2 separate regions of the Homo sapiens genome follow, and region 2 is linked to region 1. A link is a contact called in ENCODE Hi-C or POLR2A ChIA-PET data. All regions are on one chromosome and are shown on one strand. The core of a region is the stretch at or near the end of the contact, and the rest is flanking DNA. Distances in the headings are between cores, read along the strand shown.

What was found. Hi-C counts contacts between places; a loop is a spot of excess contacts on that map. ChIA-PET counts read pairs that join two places held with the same protein, here RNA polymerase II (POLR2A). Pooled maps may share reads with other maps.
Region 2: a loop to region 1 is called in a pooled map, with 3 times the contacts of the local background. The contact joins two enhancer-like sites. A Hi-C loop is called at or near these places in 2 of 50 pooled maps. POLR2A ChIA-PET finds 5 or more read pairs at or near these places in 3 of 52 experiments (H1, activated T-cell and activated naive CD4-positive, alpha-beta T cell).

Annotation. Positions count from the first base shown.
Region 1 is chr1:235,885,748-235,892,259 of GRCh38, reverse strand. No RefSeq gene overlaps it. Among named protein-coding and RNA genes, the nearest start is that of LYST, 22 kb to the right of the region's middle. RefSeq lists a silencer at 41-90. Within about 2 kb of position 4,044, at least 5 of the 41 ENCODE cell types and tissues checked have a DNase peak (open chromatin) inside an H3K27ac peak, as active enhancers do.
Region 2 is chr1:236,116,861-236,123,336 of GRCh38, reverse strand. No RefSeq gene overlaps it. Among named protein-coding and RNA genes, the nearest start is that of GPR137B, 22 kb to the left of the region's middle. RefSeq lists an enhancer at 2,540-2,659. Within about 2 kb of position 2,601, at least 3 of the 41 ENCODE cell types and tissues checked have a DNase peak (open chromatin) inside an H3K27ac peak, as active enhancers do.

The DNA.
Region 1 (6,512 bases), core at 2,795-5,294:
AGCTGCAGGGAGGGTGTGGCCTCCTTTGTGGGGTCAACAGTGGGCCTAAGTCTGGGCTGGGTAGTTGGTGAGAGTGAAACTGGGTTGATTGGGAGAGGGACTTATGGCAGTGCCCCTGTCTGAAAGAGGAGCAGGGTCTCTCGGAAGACCCATAATCCTGATCCCTCACTGAAACCCAAACGCCTTGAGAAATCCTCTGCATTGCTCATGACTGACATTTAGTATAGTAATAGTTGTGTTAGGCCCTTTGAATGATAAACACCACATTCTGGATAAGGATGATCTCTAGGAAGAGGCCATGGGAGAAACATATCAATGAAGTCTCATATCCATAATGTTGTCATTTTAAATGCAAGTCTTATTTTGGGATAATTTATGGAAAAATTGCAAATGTAGTCCAAAGAGTTCCCATATACCCCTTCGTCCCATTCCCCCCAGTGTTGACATCTTACATAACCATGGTACAGAAATGAACATAACTCAGAAATTAACACTGGTACAACTAAACGTTAGATTTTATTCAGATTTCACCAGTTTTTTCACAAACGCCCTTTTTCCATTTCAGGATCCAATCCAGGACTCGACATTACACTTAGCACACCTATATTGTTTTATATGTTTGAAAAGTTTGAAAAAATGTTGGCAAGGCCGGGCGCGGTGGCTCACGCCTGTAATCCCAGCACTTTGGGAGGCCGAGGCGGGTGGATCATGAGGTCAGGAGATCGAGACCATCCTGGCTAACAAGGTGAAACCCCGTCTCTACTAAAAATACAAAAAATTAGCCGGGCGCGGTGGCGGGCGCCTGTAGTCCCAGCTACTCGGGAGGCTGAGGCAGGAGAATGGCGTGAACCCGGGAGGCGGAGCTTGCAGTGAGCCGAGATTGCGCCACTGCAGTCCGCAGTCCGGCCTGGGCGACAGAGCGAGACTCCGTCTCAAAAAAAAAAAAAAAAAAGAAAAAAAAAGAAAAAGAAAAAATGTTGGCAAACTTTCTGGCAAGAACAGAAACTTCATTATATTGCTTTCTGGCCATTATTGGAGGGAACATAGTGCTTATGAGGGAGGCTCTGGAGATAAGACAAGCAATCCAGCTTCAAATTCTGGCTCAAGCACTCTCTAGCTGTGTGCTTAATCTCTCTGAGCCTAAATTTCCTCAACTCAAAAATAGGGATGATAACAGTATGTACCACTTAGGCTTACTCTGAGATTTACATGGATTAAGTCACACAAGGCAACTAGAAATTGTGATCAAGAAATGTTAGCTATTATTATTAATTGCATATGTAATTCACAACACAATTTTTCTAAAAATAGCTCCTTTGAGAGTCTCTGGAGTCCATCTTAATAAGAAATCACAACCTTCATTGTAAATCTGTTCCCCATTACAAAATTTGCTACATTGTATTGTAACTATGTGCTTCTGTATCTGTCTTTAACAGTATTGTAACTATTTGTTTCTGTATTTGTTTTTAACAATATTGTAAGTATTTGTTTCTATATCTGTCTTTAACAATGAACTGCACTTTGCACAGCAAGGCACATACAAGAGGAAAGTGTGTTTAGTATGAAGGAAGAAAGAAAACATGGAAAGTGGTTCGGTATCTCCTCCAGATGCTCTAATGGGGGACTCAGGGCCAGAGTGGGGCACAGCATTTGTTCAGATCAAGGGAGCTGCATTTTTCAGGGCAAAGATTTAGCAGGGATGAAAAGATGAAATAACAGTGTAGAGAGAGCTACAAGCACTGAGCAGAGGGGCAGGGGGTAAGTGGGTCTAGATGCAAAGAAAACGCTTTCTGTCCTTAAGAGCATGCACAGTACAGGAGCCTGGAAGAACTTTTCATCCCGGGGCTGCACTGAAAAGTCCACTGAACTCAACTGGGACAATGGCTGCAGTCAGCTTTCATCCTTGATGCTGAGTACCGAGCAATCCCTCCCACACTTCACTTTTTTATTTATTTATTTATTTATTTATTTATTTATTTATTTATCACTTGATTGAGATAGAGTCTCACTCTGTCGCCCAGGCTGGAGTGCAGTGTCCCGATCTCGGCTCACTGCAACCTCCGCCTCCTGCGTTCAAGTGATTCTCCTGCCTCAGCCTCCCACATAGCTGGGCTTACAGGCATGCACCACCATGCCTGGCTAATTTTTGCATTTTTAGTAGAGACGGGGTTTCATCATGCTGGCCAGGCTGGTCTCGAACTCCTGACCTCAGGTGATCCTCCCACCTTGGCCTCCCAAAGTGCTGGGATCACAGGCCTGAGCCACCACGTCCAGCCTTTTATTTATTTTTTTGAAACAAGGTCTCACTCTGTTGCCCAGGATGGAGTGCAGCGGTGTGCCATCACGGCTCACTGTAGCTTCGACCTCCCCAGGCTCAGGTGATCCTCCCACCTCACCCTCCCAAGTAGCTGGAACTGCAGGCATGGGCTACCACACCAGGCTAATTTTTGTACTTTTTTGTAAAGACAGGGTTTCACCAAGTTGCCCAGGCTAGTGTCAAACTCCTGGGCTCAAGCATTCTGCCTGCCTCGACCTTCCAAAGTGCTGGGATTACAGGTGTGAGCCACTGGAGGGGAACCACCCCATCTTTTTTTTTTTTTTTTTTTTTTTTTTTTTGCTGTTTGTTGTTGTTGTTGTTTGTTTGCTTTTCTGTTTTGAGCCAGAGTTTTGCCCTGTCACTCAGGCTGGAGTGCAATGGAGCAGTTTTGGCTCACTGCAACCTCTGCCTCCTAGGATCAAGTGATTCTCCCATCTCAGCCTACCGAGTAACTGGAATTACAGGTGCCCGCCACCATGCCTGGCTAATGGTTGTATTTTTAGTAGAGACAGGGCTTCATGATGTTGGCCAGGCTGGTCTTGAACTCCTGACCTCAGGTGATCCAACCGCCTCGGCCTCCCAAAGTGTTGGGATTACAGGCGTGAACCACCGCGCCCAGCCTTTTTTTGTTGTTGTTTTGTGAGATGGAGTCTCGCTCTGTTGCCCAGGCTGAAGTGCAATGGTGCAATCTCAGCTCACTGCAACCTCTGCCTCCCGGGTAAAAGCAATTCTCCTGTCTCAGCCTCCCGAGTAGCTGGGATTACAGGCACACACCACCATGCCCAGCTAATTTTTGTATTTTTAATAGAGACGGGGTTTTACCATGTTGGTCAGGCTGGTCTCAAACTCCTGACCTCAGGTGATCCACCTGCCTTGGCCTCCCAAAGTGCTGGGATTACAGGTGTGAGCCACCGCACCTGGTCACAATGTAACCATTTTTAAGTGCACAGTTCGGTGTCATTAAGTATATTCACATTCTTGTGCAAACCTCACCACTATCCATCTCCAGACTTTCTCCTCTTCCCAAACGGAAACTTTGTACCCACTAAACAACTCCCCATCCCCTTCTCCCAGCAGCCCCTGGCAACCACCATTCTACTTCCTGTCTCTATTAATTTGACTCCTCCAGGTACCTCATATAAGTATAATCATACAATATTCATCCTTTTGTGACAGGCATGTTTTACTTATCATAACATCCTCAGTGTTTATTCATGTTGCAGCATGTCTCAGAATCTCTTCTCTTTTTAAGGTTGGATAATATTCTATGATATGGATACCTCACATTTTGTTATATTAATCCACTGAGGGACACTGGGGTTGCTTCCACCTTTTGACTACTGTGAATAACGCTGCTTTAGACATTACTGTACAAGTATCTATTTGAGATTCTACTTTCGATTCTTTTGAGTACATCCCCAGAAGTGGAATTACTGGATCATATGGTAATTCTATGTTTAACTTTCTAAGGAATGGCCTTTTTATAGCAAGAAAGGGTTCTAGGGTGTGGGGGGTGGTGAGGAGGAGGGATGGTAGTTCCGAGAATCGAGATTACTTCAACATTCGTAAGAACCTCAAGGATGGTAGGTTGGAGGGATCTGAAAGTTAGTGTAGCACAGCTGCCTTCTAACACCTACAGACTCACTTCTGTGCGGCTTCCTTCTAGGGCTGAAATGCTCTGAGGTCTCCCTGTGCTGCCTTTACCTCTCGTGGCCACAGAGATAACATGAATCTGTCTGCTTTGTGACAGCCCTCAGGCCTCGGAAGACAGCTTTCTTGTCTCCCTGTCTTTTGTCTTCTAGAGAAAGCTTTGGGCTTTAATTTTTTTTTTTTTTTTTTTTTTTTTTTTGGTAGAGACAAGGTCTTGCTATGTTGCCCAGGCTGGTCTCAAACTCAAGGCCTCAAGTGATTCTCCTGCTTAAGCCTTCCAAAGTGCTGAGATTACTGGCATGAGCCACCATGGCCAGCCTGCTGTTTTTTAACTGTTCCTCCTATGACTCAGTTTTAAGACTCCTTATCCTAGGTACTCTCTGAATGAGTTAATTTCTGTACAATACTTATAAGAGTGGTACTCTAAGCGGAATGAAATACCCCTGGCAAAGTCCAAGCAGCATGGCCTAGAGAGAGTTTATCACTTCCTTTATTCTAAAGCGGGGCATCAAATGACTGCTTGGGCAGGGCAGGGAACAGAAAGGTGCAAGTCAGGCCTCTATGAGACAGCTGGGATGGGTAAAACCCAGGGTTAAATGGGAAGCATGTTGGCTTGCAAAGGTATTTACCTGGACAACAACAGCAGCCCCAACCAAAGAGAGGATTTACCCTAAGAAGAAACCATCCAGCCCACTGTTTCCTTTATTTTTTGATAGGTAGGTAAAAGGTGGATGAAGGACTGCAACCATCACAATGTGGCCTCATATGGAGCTTGCTTTCAACTAAAACCCTGAACACCTTTTCCCACAAGTGCTGCAAAATACCTCCCACCTATTCTTTACTCAAACCATTGATGTTTTCGACTCAACGGCAGGGCCTGACATGGCACTGACCTCTACTAAATGCCATGTTAGAATGATCTCATCTCTTTAACCCTTCAAGACTTGTCTAGTCTTATTCTGCCATCCTGTGTATTTAGTCCATCTCCCAACTTTATATCTTAGCTTGTCAATGCTTCTTAGCAATGATGAAGGAATTTTAGGAGCTTAATTGACTTTTTCAGTCCTCTCCATAAATTAGTGTGGTATGTACCACCTCAGCTGGACAGTTGCTCTTATATCTTTCATATTGAGCTGATTTCTGAACTCTCCCAAACAGCCAAGCATAGAATGAAGCCTTGTGAAGGATCACAACTTGAAGTCTGTCTTCCACTTCACAACTTCCCATAACTTCTGACATATTTTTAATATGCCATTCTCTCTTCTCTAATAAGAATGGCAGACACCCTGTGAGTAGGCTATAATATTTAATGAGTTACTATGTTTGCCTGTGGATATTTTTAAAGGAATACAGTAACTCTTTAGGAGACAAATGCTTTTTTCCTCCTTGAATAGAATGCCAAGTAAAATTTGGGTAAATTTATAAATATTTCTTTTTTTTTTTTTTGAGATGGAGTTTCACTCTTGTTGCCCAGGCTTGAGTGCAATGGCACGATCTCCACTCACTGCAACCTCCACCTCCCAGGTTCAAGCAATTCTCCTGCCTCAGCCTCCAGAGTAGCTGGAATTATAGGCATGCGCCACAGCGCCCGGCTAATTTTGTATTTTTAGTAGAGACGGGGGTTTCTCCATGTTGGTCAGGCTGGTCTTGAACTCCCAACCTCAGGTGATCCACCCACCTCGGCCTCCCAAAGTGCTGGGATTACAGGCGTGAGCCACTGCACCTGGCCTATAAATGTTTCTTTAACAAATAAACATGGTGGGGGCAGTCAGACCTATATTATCCACCTTATTTTTCTTTTTGCCTTGATTACCAGCAATCTAGGCCAAATTCAGAGCCCAGATAATTGGCTCATCTCAGGCAATTTGTTATATTCACCCCATTTACAGAGCCCCTAGTGTATTTTTTATCTTAAATTACCCTAGTTTTGGAATCGGTATCAACTTTCTCAAGCCAGTTAGTATCACTCTGCACATCACAAGAATATTTAAGTAAACGGTAGCCACTCAGAAAGGATTTCTGTCTTCCAAATGAATCATTTGCATCCTGCTCATTAACAAGGGCCTCTAAGTTCATAATAAGGCCAAGATATATTTTTTTCCAAAACGTCTTCAAGAGGAAAATATTAATTCAGTACATCAAGTTATGATAGGTGATCTAACAACATTAGTAGAATTAAATGAGGCAGGAAGTGCCATGAGAAATGCAAGTAACACTTAGAGAGGTAAAGCCTTCACAGCTCTTCAAAATGCTTCAGGGGCTTTTTAATAATATGTGTTACAGCACGAAACAGAGCTAACCCACATTTCAAAGGAAAGAAGGCCTTTTTCTCCTAAAGGTATATGTTCACAGTGACTTTATTATCCACAGCATTCAGCCAGTTTTCATGTTGGATAGATAAAGAACTTTCTCTCAATACCTTTGACCCTTAACATCTCTGCTGGGTGTGAGTTAAACTCAGCTGATGTGAGAACAGTAAATATAGTCAAACCCACACTCTTTACATTGAGTGCAGCTGGGGGAATTCATCGACATGGCCTAAACA
Region 2 (6,476 bases), core at 1,352-3,851, 230 kb before region 1:
AAAGCTTGCAAGGGTAAGACATGATCCTGTAGGGGAAGTGCTTTCATGGTTACTTGTAGGCAGATATAGAAACTCTGGAAAATAGAAAGAGTGAATAATACTGAGTATTTGATCACACACTGAGGACTGTGGTCCATAATGGTTTAATTGTATATTTTAAAATGGCAGCCAGGCGCAGTGGCTCACGTCTGTAATCCCAGCAGTTTGGGAGGCCGAGGCGGGTGGATCACCCAAGGTCAGGAGTTCGAGACCAGTCTGGCTAACGTGGCAAAACCCCGTCTCTACTAAAAATACAAAAATTAGCCAGGCATAGTGGCGGGCGCCTGTAGTCCCAGCTACTCGACAGGCTTAGGCAGGAGAATTGCTGGAATCCGGGAGGCAGAGTTTGCAGTGAGCCGAGATAGGGCCACTGCACTCCAGCCTGGGCAACAGAGCAAGACTCCATCTCAGAAAATAAAGTAAAATAAAATAAAAAAAAAAAATAAACTCTGGAATGCTATGAATAAAACCAATAGTAATGGTTAAGGGTGGGACCTGGGGAGGTGTGGACAGAGGAGCAAGGGAACGTTGTCACTGTATGCATTTTGTATATTTTTATTTTTTTGAGTTGTTTATCTACTTGGCCTGTTCACAAAAATTATGTTGAGAGGGACAGAGAGACAGAGTGTTTGTCAGACATGAGCCCCTCCTCAAGGGGCTTATAACTAGTCACGTTGGCATTAGGCCTTGGCTTTAACAACACAGCAAGGCTAAAATGATTTCACTTTCTCCAGGCAAGAGCCTATGAGAGTAAATGGGACTAGAACCATGATCCTTACTTTGCAAGTAAAGAACTGAGGTCAAGAGAGAGCATGTGGATACGACCCCATGGTGAGTCGGGGTTCACGCCTGAACACAGGGAAAAGTCCCTGATTCATCATTTGAAACCCTCTTCACTGCGTATGTGGTTGGCCCTTTGAGAAGTTGATGGAAGTTTCTGTTAAAGTCATTCAAAGAATATGTTTTGAGTCAAAATGCCCATGGTCCCTGGCCTCTTGGGGTTCACATTTTAGTGGAGAAAATAAGGTAGATACTCAAATGAGCCTATGAGTACACGTTGTAGTAAGTCCGATGAAGAGGAAAAAGAGATGCTACGAGGAGGAATAGCCAGGGACAACACTTGGGCTTGGGTGGTCAGGGGAAGCTCTGGCTCATTGACATTCAGCTGAGATCCACCGAGCTACGAGAGGGCTGTTGAGGTGTGGACAGGACTGTAAAAGGGAAGGGTCATTCCTTGAGCCCAAAGCCTGTGGTCTTCTAATACAATGTCATTCGTGGGTTCCCTGTTGGCTCATCAGCTACCAAGCTTGGTACCAGGCAATTTGGGATAGGATGAAAACAAAGTCGAAAACATGCTCTTTGACCCCAAAAAACTTACCTCCTAATTGGAGAAGTGAAAATAACCCAGAAACAACCACAGAGTGCTTTAGAGAGTCATGGGATATGGCCGGGCATGGTGGCTCACGCCTGTAATCCCAGCATTTTGGGAGGCTGAGGCGGGTGGATCACCTGAGGTCAGGAGTTCAAGACCACCCTGGGCAACATGGTGAAACCCCATCTCTACTAATAATACAAAAATTAGCTGGGCATGGTGGCGCGTGCCTGTAATCCCAGCTACTCGGGAGGCTGAGGCAGGAGAATCGCTTGAACCCGGGAGGCAGAGGCTGTGGTGAGCCGAGGTCGTGCCGCTGCACTCCAGCCTGGGCAACAACAGCAAACTCCATCTCCAAAACAACAACAACAAAAAAGAGTCTTGGGTTAGGGGAGGAAAGAAGGAGAGATGCAACCAGGTGTGATTGATTTAGCAGGTGGAAAAGTGGGGAAGGCCTACCAGGCAGAGAATCGAGGTGGGTAGACTAGTCTCGTGGAGACAGACCATGGTCCTGGAGTCATTGATGTTGAATCCCAGCTCCTCCGTGTGCCCGCTGGGTGACACTGGGCAAGTTATTTTTTCTGTCCAAACTTCAGTCTTCTAATCTGGAAATCAAGTTATGTTTTCTACTTCTTATGTGGCTGCAAACATTAAATGAAGTAAGATGAATGTAGGATTTTGGAGAACGAAATGCCTGTGGCCCACAGCTGCCTACGATGTAGGGGTGGCACATCTCCCGGGGGGCGAAGCTGGGTGAATTTCCAGTGTCAGCTGCAACCACCAGCTCAGCCTCCTGCTTAGTAACCATCTTTACGACTACAGACAGCAGTCCTCATCTCTGCCCCCTAATTAGCAGTCCTAACTAAGTGATAGGTGGGTTTGGTGGAAACCACACACAACTACCGAGGAAACCAGCTGGGTTTGTCAAAGGAAACCAATCTCCCTGTCCCTCTCCGTGCCCCTCTCTGTTCCCCTCTCCCTCCCCACTTCTCTTCCCTTTCCTTCTCTGCAGTGACCTAGGATCTCACTCAGTACAGCCGGCTTTCAAAGAACTCTAGGCAGAATCGCTCTCTCCTCGATGAGTCAAATCTAAGGCCATTTATCTCAACCCGTAACGTGAAAATAGTGAAAATCAAGAGTGAAACAGAAGTTGTTTCCTCTCGAGAATCAAGAGTGAAACGAAAGTTATATTTCCTCTAGAGAATCAAGAGTGAAATGGAAGTTGTTTCCTCTAGAGAAGCCCCTTGAATAACTTGGACATTTCTATCAGCAACCGTCTTCTAGAATCAGGTCACAATCAAGGGTGAGGGGAGAAGTCTGTGATTCCCAGCACCATGAGAGGATGCAGCCACCACTTTGATACCTTGGAAAATGTGGATCAGTTTAATCTGAAAAATGTTGAACAATCTTCAAACACAGATGTCCCCACTTTCTGGATTTTCGGGTTGAAAGAGATGGAAAATACTCCTTTGTTTTACACCTGAAGGCTGCTGGGCCTTCTGAGATCTGCTAGTCAGCGGCAGATGTAGAAAAAACCAGGACTCAAGTTTTCTGATGCAGAGATGTCTTTCAGCCGCACCGCTCTGCCTGTGTCTCGGTCTGGTGTGGGCTCATCTAAAGCAGCAAGCTCTCGTAGACTGTGATCCGGAGGCGGGAAGCATCCCCCTCTCCACCCTCCTTAAAATGCCTCCCCCTAAGAAGTCTTTCTACTCCAGTCCAGGATTACAACACTTACTTTATTTCCTTTATTTTCTTAGGACCATGCAGAGACTGCGTACATTTCCTCTAAGGCTTTGTCACCCCGTGAGGTCCCTCAGTAGAAAGGATGTTTACATAGTGGGAAGGGTCAGAACTTTCCAAGACCTGATGTCCAGTCCTTACTCTGCCCCTTACTGATTTTCACTCCATCGAGACAATGATCTCTTTTCTAGAGCAGCGCACATTTATTTATTCATTGTCCAAATATAAGGTACACTAAGCACTGAGACATAAAGAGGACAAGCAAGACCTCCCCGACGCCCCTACCCCTGCTTCCAGGACCTTGCTCTGTTGTGGAGACAGATGGGCACACGGGCAACTACATCATATGTTCTAGGATAAAGCGACCATGTATGCAGAGACAGGGAGGCATGAGGCAGCCTGGGCTTCCAGCACTGGGACTGCAGACGGTTCTACTGCAGACTGTAAAGGGGTGGAGTGGGATGGGGATATTGTTAGAGGTCACCAGGGGCCAGATGACAAGGGACATCCTATATCTAACTAAAGAGGTTAGATGTTATCATGTCAGCTCAGGCCGCCCTTGTAGACTTGAGGGCAGGATCACACTTTCCTGGTAGAAAGATCGTAGTTGTCTAATTAGCAAGGCCAGAGGCAGGCAAACCAGGCAAGTGCTTATTGAAACGTTGCAGGGAGTGAGGATGAGTTCCTGAGGCAGGAGAAGGAGAAGCCTGAAGAAAAGAACCTGCTTGAGTCCAGGAGTTCGAGACCAGCCTGGGCAACATAGCGAGACCCTGTCTCTATCTAAAAAATAAAATAAAATAAAAAGGGGAGACTAATTTAAAAACATGAAAAGAGGCCGGGTGGTAGCTCACGCCTGTAATCCCAGCTACTTGAGAGGCTGAGGCAGGAAAATCGCTTGAGCCAGGGAGGTGGAGGTTGCAGTGAGCCGAGATCACGCCATTGCACTCCAGCCTGGGTGACAGAGCGAGACTCCGTCTCAAAACATAAAAACATGAAAAGGGGCCAGGCACAGTGGCTTACGCCTGTAATCCCAGCACTTTGGGAGGCCGAGGCCCGCAGATCAACTGAGGTCAGGAGTTCAAGGCCAGCCTGGCCAATGTGGTGAAACCCCATCTCTTACTAAAAATACAAAAATTTAGCCTGGCGGGTTGGTGAGCGCTTGTAATCCCAGCTACTCGGGAGACTGAGGCAGGAGAATTACTTGAACCAGGGAGGTGGAGGTTGCAGTGAGCCGAGACCTACCCCTTACTGATTTTCACTCCATTGAGACAATGATCTCTTTTCTAGAGCAGCGCACATTTATTTATTCATTGTCCAAATATAAGGTACACTAAGCACTGAGACATAAAGAGGACAAGCAAGACCTCCCCCACGCCCCCGACCTCTGCTTCCAGGACCTTGCTCTGTTGTGGAGACAGATGGGCACACAGGCAGCTACATCATAAGTTCTAGGATAAAGCAACTGCTGTCCAGCCTAGGAAACAGAGCGAGACTCCGTCTCAAAACAACAAAAAGAAACAAAACAATCAAACAGAAAAACATGAAAAGAAAAGGACAAGAAAACACCCAAGAATTAGTAGTAGGAAACTCAAGACAGAGAGTATTATGGAAACCTGGGGAGGAGATAATTTCTAAGAGAGATTGGAAAACAAGATTGTCAAATGCTGCAGACCAGAAACAAGACAAGACCAGGAAGCAGCCCATGAAACTCAGCCCCCAGGAGGCCTTTGACAGCCTGAAGGGAGTCAGTTCCAGGACAGCCACGGGCAAAAGCCAGAGTGCAAGTGTTAAAGAGAAAACACAAAAGCAAGGTAAGGAAGAAAGCCTCAGTTTCCTCACCTGACGATGAGGACGGCAATAAAATGTTATGAGACTATGGATTCAAAAGCTTCAAAAGCTTACCCACGGATGATTAAGAAGTTCCGGAGCTGGATGGTGGTGACAGTTGCAACGACATCGTGAAGGGACTTAAAGGCACTGGATTTTACACTTAAAATGATTTAAATAATACATTTTGCCTTATGTATATCACCCCACTGAATTGTACACTTAAAATGATTTAAATGATACATTTTGTCTTATGTATATTTTACTGCAATTTTTAAAGGGGAAGAAAAGCTTACAGAAAATGGCAGTGTTCTGTGCAGGTGTTGTTTATTTATTTAGAAGGCTAAGAAGGAGAGCTCGTGCTGAAAGCTTGGGAGAGGTAAGGGGCTGAATGATCAGGAGTTTCAGGTGTGGGGAAAGCGCAGAGGAAAGGAGGCCACACCCCGCTCAGGTAACAGGTCCAGGCTGATCCCTGATAGGTGTCGTAAGATATCAGAGTCAGAACTGACTGTGGCCCCGCAATCGAAGTGTCTTATTTTGCCAGGGAGGCTAAAGGGAGAAGGGGAGGCAGCGACTTCTCAGAAGCAGCACCGCCATCCTCACCTAGGTATAGGGTCCTCTGAGGACCAAATGAGAAACTGCTTGTGAAAACCCTGGGTGAAATACTGCATACTAGAGGATCAGGAGGTAGACTACCATCAGCGTCCCCCGACCTTACAATGTTGCATTGTAGTAATTAATACAATATGAAATCATTTTTATGTTATTGAGAAGAATTTGGAAAATATAGAAAACCATGGAATAAAATTAAAAATAATCATTGTTGGCCAGGCGCAATGGCTCACACCTGTAATCCCAGCACTTTGGGAGGCCGAGGTGGGCGGATCATGAGGTCTAGGAGTTTGAGACCAGCCTGGCCAATATGGTGAAACCCCGTCTCTACTAAAAATACAAAAATTACCCGGACGAGGTGGCTCGTGCCTGAAGTCCCAGCTACTCGGGAGGCTGAAGCAGAAGAATCACTTGAACCCGGGAGATGGAGGTTGCAGTGAGCCGAGATGGTGCCACTGCACTCCAGCCTGAGTGACAGAGCGAGACTCCATCTCAAAAATAAAAAATAACCATTGTCTCTCAACTTGACACTTTTTTTTTTCTTTCTGGAGACAGGGTCCTGCTCTTTTGCCCAGGCTGGAGTGCAGTGGTGAAATCATGACTCACTGCAAACTCTGCCTCCTGGGCTCAAGCAATCCTCCCACTGCAGCCTCCCTAGTAGCTGGAATCACAGGTGTGCACCATCATATCTGGCTAATTTTTATAGTTTTTGTAGAGACAAGGTTTTGCCATGTTGCTCAGGCTGGTATCGAGCCCCTGGGCTCAAGCGATTTGCCCACCTCGGCCTCGAAAAGTGTTGGGATTACAGGCATGAGCCACCCTGCCTGGCCATGATAACCTGAACAATTTGATAATGTGACTTTCAAATAACTTTTCTTATTATAGC